Regions from separate parts of the Homo sapiens genome. Here region 1 is linked to region 2. A link is a loop called in an ENCODE intact Hi-C map of the cell type or tissue named here. Cell type or tissue: Calu3. All regions are shown on one strand.

Region 1 (8,000 bases), 180 kb before region 2:
GGAGGAGGTACCCCTCCCTAACTCATTTCACAAAGCCAGCATCAGCTCAATACCAAAACCTGGCAAAGACACAATAAAAAAAGGAAAATTACAAGTCAATATCCCTGAGTAATGTGGATGCAGAAATCCTCAAAACACTAGCAAACCAAATCCAGCAGCATATCAAAAAGTTAAATCACCATGTTAAAATAGGCTTCATTCCTCAGACGCAAGGATGGTTCATCATATACAAATTAATAAATTAGATTTACCACTTAAACAGAATTAAAAGCAAAAACCATAGGATGATCTCAATAGACACAGAAAAATCCAATAAAATCCAACATCCCTCCATAATAAGATCCATCAACAAACTTGGTATCAAAGGAACATACTTCATAATAGTAAGGGCCACCCATGACAAACCCACAGCCAATATCATATTGAATGGGCAAAAGCTAGAAGCATTCCCCTTGAGAACTGGACTAAGACAAGGATGCCCACTTTTGTCCCTGAAGCGAGAAGATCATTTGAGCCTGGGAAGTTGAGGCTGCTGTGAACCATGATCATGCCACTGCACTTCAACTTGGGTGATAGAGCAAGACCTTGTCTCAAAAAAAAAAAAGTCAAAAAAAAAAAAAAAAAAAAAACAGCAGATGCTGGCAAAGCTGTGGAGAAAAGGAAACACTTATATACTATTGGTGGGAGTGCAAATTAGCCACTGTTAAAAGCAAGTCAGAGATTTCTCAAAGAACTTAAAACCAAACTATCATTTGACACAGCAATCCCCTTAGCGGATATATCTCCAAAAGAAAATACATCATTCTTACATGGTCAGGAGTTCAAGACCAGCCTGGCCAAGATGGTGAAACCCTGTCTCTACTAAAAATACAAAAAATTAGCCAGGCGTGGTGGTGGGTGTCTGTCGTCCCAGCTACTCAGGAGGCTGAGGCACAGAATTGCTTAAACCTGGAGGGGCGGAGGTTGCAGTGAGCCAAGATCATGCAACTGCACTCCAGCCTGGGCGACAGAGTGAGACTCCGTTTCAAAAAAAAAAAAAAGAAATATGTACTTGCATGTTCATCGCAGCACTATTCACAATAGCAAAGACATGGAATCAACATAGGTGTCCATCCACAGTGGACTGGACAAAGAAAATGTGTTTTATATGTATACCACAGAATACTATGCAGCCATAAAAAAGGATGAAATCATGTTCTTTGCAGCAACATGGATGCAGCTGGAAGACACTAGCCTAAGTGAATTAGGGCAGGAACAGAAAATCAAATACCGCATGTTCTCACTTATAAGTGGGACCCAAACACTGAGTACACATGGACATAAAGATGGAAACAATAGACATTGGGGACTACTGGTGGTGGGGAGGGAAAGAAAACTAACTACTGTGGTTGGAAATGGAAAACTAACTTTTGGGCACTATGCTCAGTAGCTGGGTGATGGGATGAATAGTACCCAAAACCACAGCATCATGCAGTATAACCAGATCACAAATCTGCACATGTACCCTGTGAATTGAATCTAAAATAAATGTTGAAATTAAGAATTAATATTGGTAAAAACAATAAACTTTTATAAAAGAATTGTAATTTCTTCAGTGTTGTGCACATAGCCAAGGTTTGGACAAGGTAAACTATTGGGATATTGAAAAAAATGTTAGAATTTATATTTGTAATCTACAATATTAAAATAACAGAATTTTTAATGGTAAATATGTGAATTGATATGGCACAGGGATTTTGTCTGTGTGAAACATGGTCCCACATTGTATATGGTCAGCAAACCATCCTTGGGGAAGTTTGATTTCACCACATATGGGAATGACAATGTACCTCTACTCCTAGCTTTCAGTTCACTGCTGCTTATTGCCATTTATGTCCACTCAGCGGATTCCTACATTATATTATCTAGTTTTGACTAAGCATATCTTCCCAAACAGATGAATGTCTTGCCAAAAAAAAAGTTCATTATTCTAATAATACAAGGACAAGTAACCACCAAGAAAATAACAGTAATGGTACTACTTTAATTAACAAATTGCTCTCATTATGTTGGTGACTATAATTATTGTTATAATTGTGGTCACCAACATAATGAGGGCAAACAACTATAAGCTAGTTTGTCTGAAGTCAGCCAAAATGCATTATTAAGAAAATTTGGCATGTGTATAATGGTCCACTATTACTAATTACTAGTAATATGAATTAGTGACCATGTTTAGGAGGCAACTTAAAATATTGTTTCATCTTAATCTCACCCTTTGAACTCATCTATATACTATGTTGTTTTACCATGTGAAAATTTTATTAGCCAAGTAGTGCAATACACAATGTTCTAAGTTAATACTTGCTGCATATATTAGGGGTTGTCATCACAGACAGTGCTTAGTATGAGCAATTACCACTTTTTTTTTTTTTTTTTGAGACGGAGTCTTGCTCTGTCACCCAGGCTGGAGGGCAGTGGCGTGATCTCGGCTCACTGCAAGCTCCGCCTCCCGGGTTCATGCCATTCTTCTGCCTCAGCCTCCCGAGTAGCTGGGACCACAGGCGCCCGCCACCACTCCTGGCTATTTTTTTTTTTTTTTTTTTTGGATTTTTAGTAGAGCCAGGGTTTCAGCCAGGATGCTCTGGATCTCCTGACCTCGTGATCCCAAAGTGCTGGGATAACAGGCGTGAGCCACCGTGCCTGGCCATAATTACCAAATTTTTGAATGGAGTAAAGCAGAGATGATAGACCTTCAAGAAGTGATCTAAAATGGAAAGCAGTTGGAAGCTGGTTTTGCTGGCCCTGACATGAGCTGGGATTCTGGCAATTACAAAAGGAAGGGAGGTGGCATTCACAGAAAACATTACAGGATGCCATCTGTGGATGAGATGGAGAAGTCAGAAAGTGCAACGATGTTTAAAGCATGAGTGACTGATGCCTAGATTCGTGTGCAATGACATCAAGTCAGGAAGAGGAGCTGAATTTAGGAGCACAATTAAGCTCCTTTATGTCTTTGTTTTTTTTTTTTAACAGAGAAATACTAAAAAAAAAATGTTTCCTTGCTTTTACCAGTGAGTTTCTTGAGTAGAATCTGGCAGTCTAAGTCATTCCTACAAAGTGAAAAGCTAACAGAAGAAATTAATTGGCCTATATTTTCAGTAATGTACTCTACATGAAGAATAGACAGAACAGATGTTTTCTGTTCTAAATTGTGTGTGTTGTCTTTTAGTTTTCATTTGTCATGTGATAGTAAGCATTGTTTCAAGGAATTTTTAATTTTGAGATACATAATACACTCTTCTGGAGGTCGTCATTTCATGTTAAATTCATGATACAAGACTCCCACTGTGTACTGTACTCAAACACTTCCAAGTGAGAATGGATCTACAAGTAATTTCTCCGTGTACATGTATTTTTTATTAATATGTACTTGAATCAATTGTTGTACTAGGTATTAGATAGCTAGAATAGTTTAATGTGTAAATTTAAAACTATAAACTTCTGTTTATACTTTTTATAAACTATAAACTTCTGTTTATACTTTTTATAAACTATAAACTTCTGTTTATACTTTTTATAAACTATAAACTTCTGTTTATACTTTTTATAAACTATAAACTTCTGTTTATACTTTTTATAAACTATAAACTTCTGTTTATACTTTTTATAAACTATAAACTTCTGTTTATACTTTTTATAAACTATAAACTTCTGTTTATACTTTTTATAAACTATAAACTTATTTACATATAAACCATATATGAATTTATGCAAACTATATGCTTTACAAAAAACTGGATTTCTGGTAGTTATGTGTACTTTGCATGTTTAGTTTGTAGTTTAATGTGCACACAAATGATATTTTCATATATGACAATATGAACTCCAGTACAATATTTTAGAGTAAAAGTTTTGTTTCAAACATTTCTGTACAAAATTAAGTGCCTTAACGGAAATGAAGTGACTGGGCATTATTCTTAGCGTGGTGTAGTTAGGGCATTTACATACTGAATATCAATAGTTCTTGTCTTGTGTAATTTACAATCTAAATACTGCATGAATGAGTTATCTCTCATAGGAGTAGTCAGTAGGAATGATTGCCATTGATAAGTTTGAGATGACATAATTTAAGCTTGAGATGACATAATTTAAACTCAACAATGATAGACACCAAAGCATATTCATGTACTGATCACATGGGTGAACATATTTTCATACAAAGGGGTCACAGATACATACCACAAGTGCTATGCAAGTTTTGTTGGAAAAAAAAAACCTATAAGCAGAGAAATAGAGCACATGCATCATGTGAAATATAATTATTCCACCATTTAGTCTAGACATGGATGGCATATGCATCATGGCCAATGAGCCACTAGGGAGCGGTCCTGTCCATGTGGTGCTTTACATACTTACAGACTGGGAGTAATGGGAGCCCCCTGGTGAGAGAAGCAGCCTTGTTATAAAAAAGGGGAAGCCTCCAGAACCTAGTGGCTGGCATCAGCCTGTTCTTTTGAGATAAGTTAGACCTCCTGACAGTTCTTTGCTAAGACTCCAAAAGCAGAAAGGAAATAAGGCTTTAATTTGTGTTTCATCTTCTAGTAATATGTTTTTCTATTCTTAAGGAAAAGATTTATTGACAGTTTAAAAGAATATAGTTGTTAATACCTTGAATAGACATGTTGTAGATGGAAACATTAAACTAGTAATTTCTTGTTTATCCTTCTGGGGTTGAGGTATTTCAAAGTTAAGCAAAGCTTGGAACTGGATATTTTAGTCTCTCATTGGACATCATGAGATGCATGACTTTAGTTCTATGCAAACCACATCCTATTTCCCTATTTAAGACAATGTTTTTCACTTGTTTTCAATATGCAGAATAAATTATATATTTAGACTATGCTAAATATAATATTGAAACCTAATGTGTATAATAGTTAGAGGTACCTTTAAATAGCATAAGCAAGGATATATATTATTTAGTAAAGTCATTGTGGTCTGCCTTACCAAAGTGACTGAGAGTCAGGACCCTGGTTCCCGTTGTAGCTTTTCACCTTATTGTGTGTACCTGAATAACCCACAATAGTGCAGGTGTGACCCTCTGCAGTTTGGGAGTGACATAAAAATTTGGACTAATGTCAGTGTTTCAGAAACACTTTTTATGTCAATTTTTCAAAGTTTTACCAGAAACTTCTAAACCTCTAAGATACTCCCTGTTCATGTCTAATCTGGCCAGCTCAGAAGAAATTCACATGGGAACCTTGCTAACCTGTCTCATACTTGTAATCTTTTAACTATTTCCTTGTCTCATTCTTCACACATCAATTCAAACACCATTCCCATCTCCTTTCTGTGTTAATTAAACTCTGCCATCTATATATATATATATTGGTTCAGAGCATTCTTCTGATTCTACATTGTGTACAGACCTACTCAGTTGTGCAAGAAATTTGCCATTATTGTTATACATGCTGTTATGATTTTGAACTTTTATCAAGCCCGCCTTCCCAAGAACAAAACTCTAAGCTCACTGAAATCAAGGTGGCCTTTGGCAAATCAGGTGCTAAACCTTTTTCTCCTACATAATCCTCACGGTAATCCTCACATTCCTATTACATCTGTATTCAAGGGGAGTTGCTTTAAATTACTCAGGAAATTGGGGAATTTGGTATTAGATGACTATTATCTGCTCAGGATGAGAGACAGTAAAAATTCTGTTATTACTTGCTCTCTGTCATATAGTTCACAAAACTTACAACTCCTTGCCCCACTCTGACCACAGTGTCTCTTCGTGTTTGAAATCTACCCACTCTACTCCCAGCTACTTCTGTTCTCTGTACAAGGGAACATGGAAAGCATCTGGCTGCTCTCTGCTACTGCTCTAGGAGTCATGGAAGATTATCTGAGGTTATCCAGATGCCCTCTGCCTAGACATGTTATTCAGCCTTTTATACTCTACTGTGTTTCATTGATGTGCACAAATGCAAATCCCAGAGTATATAGGAAAATGTGAATATTTTTTTCCTTTTCATATTAGATTTTCCATTTAGAATTTTATAACATACAGATAAGATAACACACTTTTCAATTGTCTTCTCTTGAGCTTCTTTAGCTGTAATCACTAAGTTCTTAGAATGTGGTCAACACACCTGCCTTCCACCATCACCAGGGAGGATAGGGGAAGGACCCTTCAACACAGTGAGAAGAGCCATTCCCCTATTAGAAGGAATGTTTATTTTTTTTGTCCAGCATGGCTTGAAATTAAAGTAGGAGAGTGTAACCTTATCGCATGAGAAAGAAGCAAAAGAAGCTATTAATTGGAAGGGCCCACTGGACTGTGAAGCAATGGTCTGGAAAGTTTTAGGAGAAGATAGGCAGAGGTGCATGACAGGTGATGTAGGCTCTGCTGAGGTGTAGACAGCACTGGAAAAATGTGCGTAAATAACACCTGCTGACACACCATCACACCATCATCACTGGGGGCTGTAGCACATAGGTAGCACTATCATAGAAACATGGCCAGGCCATGGGCCCACACACAGGTTCAACCTCACATGTCAGTGATAAACCATTGGTAGCCAAGAGATCTGGTCTCATTCTATGTCTGACATGAGTGAAAATCACCCCAAGTCAGTATTTTGGCACTGTTCTGTTGAACCAATCTCACATAATTCTGTAATAGGAATATCTTGATGATCAGTGGGAGTGATTAATTTGCAAAGCTGCCGTCCTGGACCCATGGCCAGCCATGGGTCTTGGATGACCTCACAGGCTTGTGTCCTGGATTTCTTCAGGATACCTGATTGACAGCACACGAACGGTGTTAAAAAGGTGCCCTAAAATAGAGAACTAGAGTATAGGTCCAATGTCTGGGCACAGCCCTCCCCATCCAGCCTATATATATGGTACTGCTGGCCTCTGCTTGTCCAAGGCATGAGAAGGGGGACTTCTGGCCAAAAAGTATTGTGCCCAAAGCGTAGGGCCTCCCAGAACATTGGGACTTAGATACCTCTTACCCTTCAATGAAGAGTATTACACTATTTCAGCCTTTGGAAGCTAGGAAGCTCCATATAAAAGAGTTTAAGATACCAAATCTTAGAAAATTCTCAACAAAGTGACATGTCCCCACTGTGAAGTCCCACTAGTAAACAATGCTTCTTCTGTACATAGAACAATCAACACTGTTAAATATGAACAATCAGAGATTCAAAAATAGAGAAAATCTATTTGAAAAGACAGCAAAAACAAAAGGAAATTGGAGGAAACAGATAATGTAGAGAAAGGTGAATACTTAAAAGTCACTATACTATATTCTGTTTACTCAGAAAATACAAGAAATGTTGCCAGTAACATTGATTATCTAATAATAAAAATAAGACATAGTAATAGAAGCATACTATTTTAAAATATATGAAAATATAATAGTTACATATTTTTTAATTCTGGCGAAATGGAAATGAGAAAAAAAGACACAGAGTGGAGTTGAGGGACAAGATCTCTATTGCTCTTTACAAGGTTTGTAGTATACACAGATACAGTCCTCCCTAGGTATTCTCGGGGATTGGTTAAGAGGCCATCAGCGGATACTAACCTGAGAAAGCTTCAGTCCGTTATATAAAATAGCATGGTATTTTCTTATAATGTGCACATCCTGCTATATACTTTAAATCATCTCTAGATTACACATAATAGCTAAAACAATGTAAATGTTATGCAAATAGTTGCTATATTTTTTAAATTTGTATTTTTTAATTGTTGTAGTATTTGAGTGTATGTATATCTTTTCCTGAATATATTTTTACTACATACATATACTGAAATATAAATAATATATAGTTGTATTATAATACATTATTATCAAGTACATAAAATATAATTATGTGTATATATATATACTTAAAAAATATTTTTTTTGCTGAATATCTTCAATCTGTGATTGAATCCATAGATGTGGAACCTGCAGTTACGTGGAGTTAATTATACCCATAATATAAAATGTAAGGTAAAAGTAAGTAGTG
Region 2 (8,000 bases):
ACTCTGTCTCAAAAAAAGAAAAAAAAAATACTTCTCACTGTATGAATTACCATCCTCCCTAATTTGGCCTATAAATATTCTGCTATTCCATATATTACATATATGTGTATATTATATATTGTCTATATTTTATATACATGGAATCAAAATATTTATAGGCCAAAGAGATGATTGAGCATCTCCTTCTGCATTCATCACAGTGAAAATCTCTTATCAAAAGTACACTTTTGAAAATTCGCATGTCTATTTATTTCTTTTGAACAACTTGATGATAGATTTAAAGCTTTAAAAAATGAACAAAATAATTCTGTCTCAAAACAGGAATATTTTTGGCAGGTATCAGGACAATACAAACTTAAATTTTTCACATAATAGTCTTTTCACAATTCAACTTGACCTTGAATGTGATTGCTTTTCCAGCAGCAAGTGCTGTTCTTAAATATATGATGCCTACCGTGTTGTCAGGTGGGTGGCAGATCTGAAATGTGCAAAATGAGAAACAGACATACAGCTAGGTGCATAGTGTTTGTGAAGGCCAGATCCAGTCCTGTTGCAATAAAGTGTTAACTTGAAAGGATTGTTAACCATGAAAAACTCCCCCACCTTTTACTCAGCTATACCTAAATTCAACTGGCTAATGTGGGTGCTACTGCTTTGCTTCAGGTGAAATTCATATGAACTATAAATGCTTGATCAGGAATATTTCCCTGGCTTTGCCTAGCAAGAGAGACCCAGTGAGAGAAAAACTCTAGGCTAGAAGCATCCTGCCGACCAATTGTTCTAGTCTTTGGCTCAGAAATGAGGAAAGAAATGGAGCACCATTAGGCTGCATGGAGAGTTTAGGCTTCTTGACATTTGTTTCCCTTTAAAGGCCTCTTAATAGTGTTGATTTATTGTCCATTTATTTCCTACCAAAGGAAACGAAAATCTTCCAACCTGAAGATAGCAATCTCCTTTCTCTGTTTTCCTTTTAGAAAGCCTTGATATTAAGTCCCAGGCAATGTTGAAATTGGTCTGATTATTTGCAGTGCCAGGATGAGAGGCATCAGCAGGTTCTTATAAGTAAGGTTGCAACTTGGGTTAGAATGAGAACTACAGGAGGATAATTCAGAATAGACTTAGGTGAGAGCTAGAGACCTGGATCCAGATAAGTGGGACTAGGAGAGCACTGTGTGATTTCTGAGTCACAGAACAAGCCAGTGAAACTGAACATGGCATCTTGGAACGATTTTAAAATTAGAGAGATGAAGAATTTTCTTCAAGAACACATACCAAGATATCACTAAATACAGAGGCCGATCCTCATTTATGCCTTTCTTGGCAAAACAGGAGTAAGGCTCAAAGGAAGCCAGGTCAAACAAAATAGTGAATCAGATGAATGCAAATAAGGTGACAGTAGCACATGAGAATGGGTGGCTTCAAATGTATTTGTTCCTTTAACAAGTATTTACTGAGCCACTATTTTTTGGTTCCAGCCACTAAGCACAGAGCTAGAGAGACTATAGTGTATAAAACCAGACAAACCCTGGAATCTCCATTCTAGTAAAAAAAAGAAAAGAATTATGCACATAAATATCAAATTAGAGCTATATTATTGCTAGAAAGGAGAGTGAGGTGATAAGAAACCACACTTAACTATGTACAGAGAATGATTCCTTGAGAGAGAGAGTTTTGAATTGACATGGAAAGAAACAGTAGGAGTTTGTTAAATGAAGGAGGGAGGGAGAGAAGAGAGATCTAGGCAGAGAAAACTGTCTGCCAAAGACCCTGTGACTGGAGGGAATATATCAGTTATAAAGCATTAAAAATACCCAGAGTGGCTGAAGATAAAGAATAAAAATAAGTATAAAAAGAGACGAGGATCCAGAGTCTGATTATTCAGGGTTTTGTAAGTCACATAACAAAACTTTATCTGTATTTTAAGAGAACCAGCAGCTAAACTTCAAAGAAGGGACTGAGTATCACTAAGAACAGATGTAGGCCTCCTGGTAAGGTGGCACTTTTTAGGAGTAAAGAGAAGCAATGATGACAGGTTGATCCAGGGTGCAACTGGAAGAGAATGAAAGGATGGGAAAATACCAGAATGGGGAAAATACATTTGCGGGAAAAATTTTGTGTGCAAATAGAAGCAATTACAACCAGGTAACACCCCTCCCCCTACACTGCCGCTGTAAAACAACATTTGTCAGAGGTTGTTCCCAGTGCTAAGCCCAGTATATCTTGAAAATAAATGTATAATGTCACTCTCTGGTTCAGCTTCAGAATTTTTAAATGGCTCTTATTGTGATAAGAATAAATCAGAATGGAAACTGCAGGTGCAAGGAAGTCATTGAAAGTACCTGGGAAAGAGAAGTGTGTGGGGCAAAGAGGAAGCAAAAACTTTGCCAGGAAATTAAGTTATTTCTTTCCTCAATGTTTCTTTTCCTGGAGTGCATGTAAAGCAATATATCCTGCTCCAGCTCGTGTGATTATGTGAATGGAGACGGAGAACAAAGAGGGGTAAAGAATGGTGGTAAAGATAATAGAAAACTGAAACATCCTAGAATTCTGCCACTCAACTTTTGTTTGGCCTTGTTAGGTGGCTTATTCGAAATGCAGAATCTCAGGCCAAAATTCAATCCTACCAGATCAGAATGTGTATGTTAATAGAGCTCTAGGTGATTTGGATGCACTCTCAGGCTTAGAAATTACTGTTTAAATAACGTCAATTTGCATCTCTGAGATAGGGTGTGGGGTTCTATATTCCTACACATCATTTGGCAAATTGGGGTTCTTTGCTGCTCAACCTTCTCCAACATACAGATTTACAAAACGGACCTAAAGCTTATTTTTAAGTGTGTGTATGCTTGAGCACTTCATTGGTCTTAAGTCTGTTTAATGAGATTCAAAATTGCAATAAAAGAGCAAACCAATGACAATGAATGAATGTGAAATGTAAAAATGACTGCACGAAAGGAAAATTGATAATAATGACAAATGAAGAGGGAAAACATAACTCAGAGCTCACGTGCAATAGAAAGAAAATCCCACGTGAAAGGTTGAGAAAAAGAATATCCTGCTAACGTTAGGCGTAAGTCAGAAGCTCAGAGACTTCCTTTCAAGTTATCTGTCTATGGATGTTCTTACAACTTTCCCCTTTTTCCTTCAAAAACAAATTGACTATATTCCAGTTACCTGCTACTACATAACAAAACACACTAAAATTTAGCAGCTTAAAATAACAACTTATTATCTCTCATGGTTCTGTAAATTGGGTGAGATCATTTGGGTGGTTCTAGCTTGGGTTTTGTTTTTTCAGTCAAATGGAGTTTGGGTTGAGTATATTTCACTGGTCCCTATGTCTAAGGTAGTTCATCGGGTGACTGGCAATTGGTGCTGGTTGTCTTTTTTTTGTGTGTGTGAGATGGAGTCTCACTCTGTCACCCAGGCTGAAGTGCAGTGGCATGATCTCTGCTCACTGCAACCCCTGCCTCCCAGGTTCAAGCGATTCTCCTGCCTCAGCCTCCCGAGTAGCTGGGAATACCGGCATTTACCACCATGCCCAGCTATTTTTTTTGTATTTTTAGTAGACACAGAGTTTCGCCATGTTGGCCAGGCTGGTCTCGAACTCCTGACCTCAGGTGATCCTCCTGCCTCAGCCTCCCAAAGTGCTGGGATTATAGGCATGAGCCACCATGCCTGGCCTGGTGCTGGTTGTCTTCTGGTTGTGTGTTGATTGGAATGACTACAGATGTTTTCTCCATGTCCTTAGCTTCTCATTGCAGAGAAGGAGGAAGAAGGAGAGAAAAGGGAAGGGAAGAGACAGCTGGGGAGGGGTCAGGGGGAAGGAGAATGAATTGGAGGGAGAGAGCAGAGAGAGGACAGAGGAAGAGAGAAAGAGATACTTATAAAGAACACTAGAGAAACTTGAGCAGAATTTCCACAGGTAGAACAGAATATATAATCACTACAAATTAGATGCTGTTTTTCACCCCTCCCTAAATATAGATTTCATTTGCATCATCATCTCGTCTGCTAAATGTCATTTTTAAAATGTGAATTTTTAAATGTCAGCTAACAAGGAAGTTTGATACTCAGTCGCTGCTGTTATTCGAACTCCACCAGTCTATTATTAAGGACTTTTTAGCAGCTGATTGCTGATATTTCCAATTAAGACTTGGTTTGTGTAAGTCAATTTAATGTGACATATTTTTTTTTTAAATGTGGTTTACAATTTGCGGGATAGTTTGGTTGCAGTATATCCCTTTCTTGGCCAAAATGCATTAAGCAGATTTGCACAAAGAAATATAATTGCAGTATAATTGCTGAAACTTCCACTGAGACACAAATTATATGCTCTTAAAGATGACTGCTCAGGGGTTTTATAGAAAAAATTCTGCTTTGAATGGAAAGAGATACGAAAAACCTAAACAAACTAGAAAACTTCTAAAGTCTCTGTAACTCAGTGATCTTATCATTCTAGTGTCCATTTGACATCTAACTTGAGTAAGTCATAGTGGACTTTCTTCTCAACTCAAGCCCCTTAGATGCTTTCTAAAAGACGCTCAGCTGATTGCTCTTTCCATTGTCACTATCAAATTATCTATTCTGTGAACAATCTGATTCTCTAATTAATGTCGTAGCACATGTGCATTAATCTGTCTGGTCCTCCAGTTCTCTAATGAGAGACAAACTCACTACAAGATCTTCCTTAAGAAATAACAAACTGACTGACTCAGCATGACACCCTCACCTAATTAATAAAATGGTGACAATTTTAAAATCCCTGTGCTGTGATTTTTCCTTAACAAAAACTGTTTTGCAGATGTGCAAAGGGACACAAGAAAGAATGTAAATTTAGCAGTTCATAACCTTTGACTAAACAAACCAGAGATTAGATGGAATCAATACTGCCAGAAAGAATTTCCCCCAGTCTGGTAAATCTGGAAATGCAAGAAAATAAATCTATCAGAAAAAAAAAATGGTCTGTTTATAGCGACATCTAGTGGTGTTTGTTTTCCTGCTTGCCCATTCCTAAATGAATTCCCCAGGAAGATAGCAAATACAAAAAACTTACTATTTTGTTATTTTTATCAATACAAACACATAACCTATGTAACATGTTATTGGAGTAACAGGAATAAATATTTCAGAAAACCACATGAATTAGCATGAACTGATGATTTGCAGAAGCTATTTTTGAAAAGTGTTGTGGGTGAATGGATTATGACTCTCATGATGACCACAAGAATAGTAATGCCTGTCCTCATACAGAAATAGGTGTATTTCTTGGTGTTGAAACACATGACCATAGATTTTTTTTTTCAGATGAAGCAGGAGATTCATGGTAGAAATAACTTTGTGAAAAATGAATAATCTCATGGCAGATTTATCTTAAACTAAGATAACTAAAATGACTACATTCTCAAAAGGCTATCTTAAAGAATACTGACAACCTCTGTTATCTGATAGTTTACCCTGGAAGAGTTTGTATCACTATGCTAAAAATGTGTGTGTGTGTGTGTGTGTGTGTGTGTGTGTGTGCAGGGAAGTGAGGGGTGGGGTGAGCACAACATGATTATAAAATTTGTCCTGACACTTAGAGTAGACTTTTTGATTAAACACATTTTCTAAAATGGTGGTGATTATAAAAGAATACAATTTTGAAATAAAATCAATGACAGGACTTTAAAAAAGCAAGCAACAGTTTTTAAAAGTCATAGGTTTGTTACAATCCAGGGGATTGTAAAACTGTTAGGTAATATTCTCTCTGGCTATTTCAGAAGAGAATAAATTTTGACAAGGAGCACTTTTTTTTTTCCAGAGGAAGGTTTTTGCCTTTCACCTGTTCTGACACTCAAAGTTCTTCTAGGAGAGGCCACAGAGAAATCTATTCTCTGCGTTGCTCTTATATCTTCTGGATCACTTTAGGACAGATCCCATTCATTATGGACAGATGCCTTCACTGAATTTATGCAACTAATATTTATGGCCACTCATGCTCCGATAGCAATGAATGAGTCTGAACCAGTACGAGATATTAATTATTGCAAACCGTATCTTCACTTTTCTACTGAAAAGAAGTCTTACCTTGTATCACTTGATTTCTGTCTCCAGCACAGCCCCTAGGACTGTCTTTCTGCAGGTGACATCAGTATTATAGGACATTAACGTCTCAGAGGGTCCTTGAAGTGTATGTCTGTCCACTTGTAACCCTGCACTTCAAGGCACATAGAAACTGCTTTGACCTTTTAGGCCATCTCTTCTCTTTAGAGAAGATGAGTTCTTTAGAGAAGGATGAGTCCCTTCCAGCCTGACACAGTAAGCATTACTTTAAAAGCTCGTCATTCTACTTTATTCTCCCGAGTGATAACCATTTTGCCTGCAAGTGTCATAGGTGAATATTTTGAAGACCAAATGTGACTATAATACTGCCAAGTTCTACTCTGAGCATTTTGGAAAATACTTTCTCCCTCAAATACATAATAAAGTTAAATAACTTGACTTTTTCAGGCAGTCAAATTTATCATTGAGGCATAAATTAGTTATACAGTGGCATGATTTCAATACCACTTCTTGCCCACAGAAGGGAATTACAGTAAACAGATTCATAGAATTTCTCACCTAAAAATTTGTCTAGGTGTTCCAGGGCATAGCCACAGGCAGATTTCAGAAGTCTTTTAAATATACGAATTGAAAATGGTTCATATATGTACCTAAGGATAGGAGGAAAAAATTTACTTTTAACATCTATCCATAGGCTTGAATTTTACTGACTGTCAAAATCGTCCTAAAGGAACAACATTAAAGTTCAGTAAAAAATATTCAGTGATACAATATGTCAAACACTTGGTGTGTATCTGCAACCTTAAGACTAAGTGTAGTACCCTTCCATCACCTTTGGTTTTACTCTGTGCTGAAAAATATAGCCCCTGCCTGGCAAAGTGTCATCTTTTCCAGTCTGGAAAAAAACATATCAGTGAGATTTTGTTAGTTTGACAGTGGTCAGAGTTTCTGCAGCATTTTGCAAAAAGTATGTTGATGTAGCATGCAGTCAATAGTGCTTAGAAGTATGTTCGTGTATGTATTGAAATTTATCAATAGTTTTAAATAAGTAATGAGATATTTATCTTAACTATCATGCCACCTAAAGTATCAAATAATCCTACATTAATGATTATAATAAATATCACAAATGTCTTGTATTTCTTTACTCAAAGAATCATCAGTCACGTGTAAATCTCCTATCTCTCCTCTTCTAGCTGTCTTATCCTGCTTTTGTTTATTTCTCTCTTTTTTCTTTTAGCAGGCCTGTTTAGTATCCATCTGCTTTTATTTCATTTAGCTGGATGCCTCAAGATGTATAAGTGCAATCTAAATTTCAGTCAGTCTATATTCATCTTTCTAGGGATGACCCAGCTTTCAAGTTCAGAGTGAGTCCTGTCTTCTCCAAGAAGGATTCACTGATTATTCCATTCTGGTGGTTTTCAACTCAGCTTACATATTCGACTCACCAGGGTAGCTTTAAATGTGTGTGTGTGTGTGTGTGTGTGTGTGTGTGTTTTATATGTATAACATTTAATTATATATAATTAGCATTTTTAAATATGTATTGAATATTCTATGCATATATGTATACATATATATACACATATATTTGTGTGTGTATATTTATAAAATTAACCCCCCACCCAGATACTCTGATTTAATTGTTCTAGGGTAAAACTTTGATAAACCTATTTTTAGAAGGTCCATGGTAATTCTGATTGTATAGCCATGGTTGAGCTTCCTGCCATCTTGTTTTTGCCATACGAGTAATACTCGCTTTTTTTTTTTTTTTTTTGAGGCCAGAGAGGGGAATGGGTGATACATGCCATTGATACACAATCTAAAAGATAGAAAATATATACATAGTCAAAAATAAACCTCCTTCTTTACACTGGCCACTCAGCTACCTTCCCCAGAGGCAAATCCTGCTTGCAGCATTTGGTATTTCCTCTCAGAGACAATGTACTCACAAA

What was found. Peaks named below come from ENCODE experiments on the same cell type or tissue, not always from the same donor. Only the 100,000 strongest peaks of a DNase experiment are listed, where the experiment ranks them.
Region 1: it touches region 2 in a loop (11-fold over the local background); 5 of 110 quality-filtered maps call a loop at or near these places.

Annotation. Positions count from the first base shown.
Region 1 is chr5:165,025,289-165,033,288 of GRCh38, forward strand. All of the region lies in intron 4 of LINC03000 (long intergenic non-protein coding RNA 3000), which reads left to right. Among named protein-coding and RNA genes, the nearest start is that of LINC01938, 210 kb to the right of the region's middle. In Calu3, no CTCF peak of the experiment used is centred here; a DNase peak (open chromatin) is centred at 4,393.
Region 2 is chr5:165,204,334-165,212,333 of GRCh38, forward strand. No RefSeq gene overlaps it. Among named protein-coding and RNA genes, the nearest start is that of LINC01938, 35 kb to the right of the region's middle. In Calu3, a CTCF peak has its summit at 4,986 (motif pointing left); no DNase peak of the experiment used is centred here.